Regions from separate parts of the Homo sapiens genome. Here region 2 is linked to region 1. Evidence: chromatin loops called from intact Hi-C (ENCODE). Cell type or tissue: Caco-2. All regions are shown on one strand. Links, peaks and the distances in the headings refer to the core of each region. The heading gives the core; the rest is flanking DNA. Region 1 has its middle 2.3 kb from the start of LINC01467. Region 2 has its middle 33 kb from the start of LINC02311.

Region 1 (2,806 bases), core at 233-2,732:
GAGAGGAGGCTGCCACTGGCATCTAATGAGTAGAGACCAGGGATGCTGCTGAATATCCTAAACACAGGACCATCCCTGTGTTTGGGTTAGAACTACCTAACCCAAATTACTGATTGTGCTAAGATTGAGAAACCCTCCATTAACGATCTCAAACACATAAATAAGTTAAAAGAGGAAAATGCTTGGCCCCGGTGACATGGTCTTGAGGGTCTGTAACAGAGATTACAGAAGTGACCAGATAGATTATGAGCTAAAGCAACTATATTTTTATTCCTTTTCTCTAAAGTTCCCATATCTCAGTGAGACTTTATTTTGCTTCGTAATGTCCAGCAAGACATTATTTTTCAGTCTGTCAGTGAATCCAGCTATTAACGTATTGCTCCAAAAACTACTGCAGTCATTCCTTGGTATCTGAGGGGGATTAGTTTCAGGACCCCAGAAAATACAAAAATCCATGGATGCTCAAGTCACTGATATAAAATGGTGTCATATTTGCGTATAACCTACACATTTCCTGCTATATATTTTAAATCATTTCTAGATTACTTACAATACCTAATGCAATGTAAATGCTATGTAAACAGGCTGTATTGTTTTTCACTTGTATTATTTTTTGTTTTATTATTATTTTTGTTAGTTTTTTGCTGCTGTTGTTGTTGTTTAATATTTTCTTTTTCTTTCTTTCTTCTTTTTTTTCTTGAGACAGAGCTCTGTTGCTCAAGCTGGAGTGCAGCAGCGCAATAACAGCTCACTGCAACCTCTGCCTACCCGGTTCAAGCGATTCTCCTGCCTCAGCCTCTCAAGAAGCTGGGATTACAGGTGTCCACCACCATGCCCAGCTAATTTTTGTATTTTTACTAGAGACAGCGTTTTGCCATGTTGCTTAGGCTGGTCTCAAACTCCTGAGCTCAATCCTCCTGCCTCAGCCTTTCAAAGTGCTGGGATTACAAGCATGAGCCATCGTGCCCTACCGTTTAATAGTTTCCATTCCTGGCTGGTTGAATCCATGGATGCAGAACCCGCAAATACTGAGAGCCCACTGCATTTTACTACAGTCCTAAAATCTAAACTAGGACTTAGGACCCATACTAAAAAGATGTATACACAATATCTGCTTGTCCCCTACACTGTCCTTGTACCAACACCTGGAAAGTCTGGATAGTTGGACAACTACAGTATCACAGGAAATATACTCTTGAAGGTTTTAAACCAGAGCTAGGAAATAAGTAAAGTTAATACAACAGTGCCATCTAGTGAATGACAAGTATCTCAAAAGAGCCTAGATCTCGATTTCTCAAATCTAAGATTCATGCATTTTACTCAGACAAATTCAGTGCAGAATGGGAATGATATTAAACAAAATTGCATTATGTTATCCTCAGCCTTCAGAAGAACCCCTCCATGTGATCTAATGTCACATTTAAGAGGAAATCTTAATGTAGGCCAAGTAAGAAGAAGAAATTAGTAGAAATCCATGATTACCTCTATATTCAAATATTACATAACAAGAATCTAACACTAATTAGTGATAAGATCTGCAGCAGATTTCAATCTCCTGACACTGAGATCAATATCCTCTTGGTGACCCTAAACTGATGGAGCTGTGGCTCAGCCTCACATACCAGGTACACGTCCCAGCTCTGTGCTTAGTGCCTGGGTGACTGAAGACAAGTGAAACTTTTCTGGCCTTCTGTTTCTTCATCTGCCAAATGGTGTGATGATATAATAATACCCATTCATGGGACGTACCATAAACCCTAAAGGAGGCATTCTGGGAAAAGTGAATAACACGTGGTTTAGCATGGTAAAGCTTAGTTCCCTTTTCTAGCTGCTCCTCCTCCTTTATCTGCGTGTTTACCAAACGAGAATGAGACACCTAAGAGTCTGTTTCTTTTAAAAGCTGGCATTCAAATTTTTACTCAATAAATCTGAGTCCCTACTGTGTACCAAACACCATTATAGGTTCAGAGGATGGAAAAGTTTCCACCCTGGTGGAACAACCGTGTAATATGAAGGGATCTTGGAAGAAAATAATATAAAATCAGGGCAAAAAGACTTCAGTCTGAGATATCATGGAGAAGAAACACCTCTCAGAATGGATTTTGAAAAAGGAGGAGGGGGAGATAAACAAATACTGAAATTAAGGAACACACCTGGTATTCTCCTTGGAGACAGAACGGACAGCCACCAGGCTGTTGTCTAATTGAGTCACCTTGCAAAAGAGAGGAGATGAGAGCCTTACTGCAGGAAGAGGGATGTTCACATCCCAAAATGAGTATCCTCTGCCCTTGATTAAGCCCTCCACATCGTTTTCCCCAGCAACCTCTCCCTCACCATTCTAGGGCTGGGGTTCCACTTCAGAATTTCCTCCAAGTTAGCCACGCTGCCAGATGGAAGAACTAAAAATCAGGACCTACCTTTGGCTTTCCCCCTCCTCCTCTCCCATATCGCTCCTGTGAGAGGTGACAGCGTGATGGCGGCCCTCGCAGCCCTGGCTCGCTCTCGGTGCCCCCTTGGCCTCGGCGCCCATTCTGGCCGCACTTGAGGAGCCCTTCAGCCCGCCGCTGCACCGTGGGAGACCTTCTCTGGGCTGGCCGAGGCCGGAGCTGGCTCCCTCGGCTTGTGGGGAGGTGTGGAGGGAGAGGCACGGGCGGGAACCGGGGCTGCGCGTGGCGCTTGCGGGCCAGCTAGAGTTCCGGGTGGGCGTGGGCTTGGCGGCCCCGCACTCGGAGCGGCCGGCCAGCCCTGCCGCCCCGGGCAGTGAGGGGCTTAGCATCCAGGCCAGCAGCTGCGGAGGGTGCGCCCG
Region 2 (2,806 bases), core at 82-2,581, 85 kb before region 1:
GATGAATCATTTTTTTAAAAAGATAAAACCAAAAATGACAAAGAAAGACAGACTTGTAAATGAGCATTGCCTATATACACACACGGGGTGCGGACTGGGCAAACTAGGAGCAATCAACCCTCTACTTTATCTTTCAGTGTCTAAAACTGAAAGAGAGAGAAAGACAAAAGCCTTCAAGATGAAGCCACCCCAGTCAGGCACTTAGGGTAGCTTTTTTTTTTTTAATAGAAATGTGAAATGTGGTTCAAAGAAAGCAATCACTGTAGGTCGTAAACTCTCCCTCTTGCTTAAGTTCTTTTGAGTTGAGGTTCTTTCATTGACTACTAAATGATGTGTTGCCCAAAGGCCTTAACCTACCTGTGGTGCCTCAGCCTTTGTAGTTTAACTGTTTCATTCCCACTTGTGTGTGTGCTATAGCACCTCTCAATAAACTTGGAAAAAGTTCTGCTTCTAGGTACCCTGAGGTTACCTTTACGAGTTCATGACACAGATCTTGGACTGGACTTTTACTCAAGAGGAGGAAAAAGTTCCTGGTTTGGACTCAAGACTCCAAAATCAAAGTGAGGAATGAAAACAGAAACTAAAGATAACTTTTTCTATTTCCAATTCCCTTAAGCCCAGACACCTGATACCCGGATATGGTTCAGACTTCATCCCACTCACAGACTGCAAAGTAAATGTGGGAGAAGTGTGGTTCTTATCCTTAGGGTGGCTTGTTGCCCTCTTATATGCATTGCTTCTTTCCTTCCATTATGCAAATCCATTGGCCAGTATAAGCATTGTACACTCCTACAACCCCCAGCCCCTGCAGTAGGCCACCAAATGTTATTTCAGGTGGACTGAAGGTCACACAGGAACTCCTACATGTCATAAATGACATGGAAGGAACAGACTCTGAAACTACAAATGTCTGGTATTCAGTAAACTAGGCAATCTGGCCTCAAAAAGTTCACAGATGTTGTTACCCTAAGACAACATTTTTCTTCCACTTTTTTAGGCATAGCAGATCTTTTTTTTAACCCTACACATTCATGCCTTCTTCTACTTTGTTCTTTTATCTAGACGGTGAAATATAATTGGCAAATTTAAATCCATGCAAAAGGATTAATGCCTTGTGGAAAGAAGTGCAGGTGAATAGAAATGCTGGAGGTGGATCCCAAGATCTAAAGTCAAGGACTGGATCAGGGAAGTCACTGGACAACTTTGAGCTTAATTAATCTCATCAAGAAATATATATAAAGATTAACTTCTCCATCTTCCATGTGTTGTGAGAATCATTGAGAAACAGCAATACATTGTATTAGAATAAAGACAGTGTATAAAAACCAAGAAGATATGCCTCACTCACTATCATCACCATCCTCACCATCACGATATGATCATCACCATTTTTACTCCATTAGTGCCTTAAATGTTTTCCATGTTGTACTGCTGCCACCTAATGGCAGAGCTGAATGAATGTGAAGCTTCCTTCAAGTCACATACTCTGGTTTTGCCTTTTCTTAAATCTGTATTCACCTGGACTGAAGTCAGAAAATGTACAGGCTGGAAAAAAATAAACAGAAATGACTGCACTTGTTATACTTGGCAAGTAGAATTCTGCCCCAACCTTGAATAAATGGGGCAGAAATGAGCCCCAGGTCTAGATTAAGGGAACGCCCACCAGGTGGTCTTATCCATTTTTCATTAGTCCAAATGTGTTTTGTATGTAACAAACCATGCTCCTATTAACTTCCAGACATAAAATGAAAACATTTAGAGCAAGCTGTGGACTGATTATCAGAATTGGAGGGAGTGTGGCATTTTGAAACTCTTGAGACAGAAGACTGGGTCTACTGGTGTAAGGAGCTGTAGCGGCAACTGGTTGCAGGAATTGTACATATGGCCTTGCAGAACATCTTTCCAAGGCGTCTCAGACTGTGTGGTCACTCTCAAAAGGACAACAGTTTTACTCCCAGAATTTATGAAGAGACAAAGGCTCTGACTCCTCTTTGGTTTCCTTCTTAAAACATTCTACTTAGACATTCCACAGGGCAATAAAAACTAATAACTAGCCGTTTGCACTTTTCATTTCCATGGTAACTTTCCTACGTAGGTATTCCAAAGTTCTTATAAAAATAGGGAATGCCGATTGACCTACATCCAGGAAATGAGGCGATAGTTTTATTTCAGGTCCTTAAGCAGAAACCTACCCATTTTCATATGAGTATCTGTCTGCAGAAAGTCAATGGGGCTCTAAGTGCAAGGACATTGTCCCACACACTTGGACAGAAATAAAGCAGCTGGAGAAGACTGCTGAATTCAGGCTTCTCTCCAACAGTGAAGAAAGCCCAACCTGGCATGGTGAAAGAACCCCTCTATCACAATATAACTTGGGATTCACGAAGATGGCAGAAGATTTTGGAGAATGACTGGATTTACTATCTTACAGAACAAGAACTAAATATATTTTAATGTACATGAAACTGCAAACAAATTTTCAATATGATAGAGAGTCTGAGTGAAAAATGAAAATCCATACTTAAAGTAGAGGAGGACAGAAATAGAAATTGTTACATTGAAAGAATCAATCTGAACTCATCATTTTAAACAGGAAATATATTTTCCATCCCTGTCAATGATCCAAAACCAGCAGCTTCACCTTTTCCCAACACTCACGTCTAATTCTGGTCTGTGCAACCAATTGGTCAGCAGCCCAGACTCTTCATCTTAGCTAGTCTGGGAGACTATTATTTTTCAGTTGAGAGTGCTAAGATTATCACAAGCCTAGGATGAAAATAGAATACTGTATGTGGTAAATTTACTG

The links. Hi-C counts contacts between places; a loop is a spot of excess contacts. Peaks named below come from ENCODE experiments on the same cell type or tissue, not always from the same donor. Only the 100,000 strongest peaks of a DNase experiment are listed, where the experiment ranks them.
Region 2: a loop joins it to region 1, with 6 times the contacts of the local background. A loop is called at or near these places in 2 of 110 quality-filtered maps.

The regions. Positions count from the first base shown.
Region 1 is chr14:81,623,981-81,626,786 of GRCh38, reverse strand. No RefSeq gene overlaps it. Among named protein-coding and RNA genes, the nearest start is that of LINC01467, 2.3 kb to the right of the region's middle. In Caco-2, for the core only: a CTCF peak has its summit at 1,242 (motif pointing left); no DNase peak of the experiment used is centred there.
Region 2 is chr14:81,709,071-81,711,876 of GRCh38, reverse strand. No RefSeq gene overlaps it. Among named protein-coding and RNA genes, the nearest start is that of LINC02311, 33 kb to the left of the region's middle. In Caco-2, for the core only: a CTCF peak has its summit at 1,453 (motif pointing left); no DNase peak of the experiment used is centred there.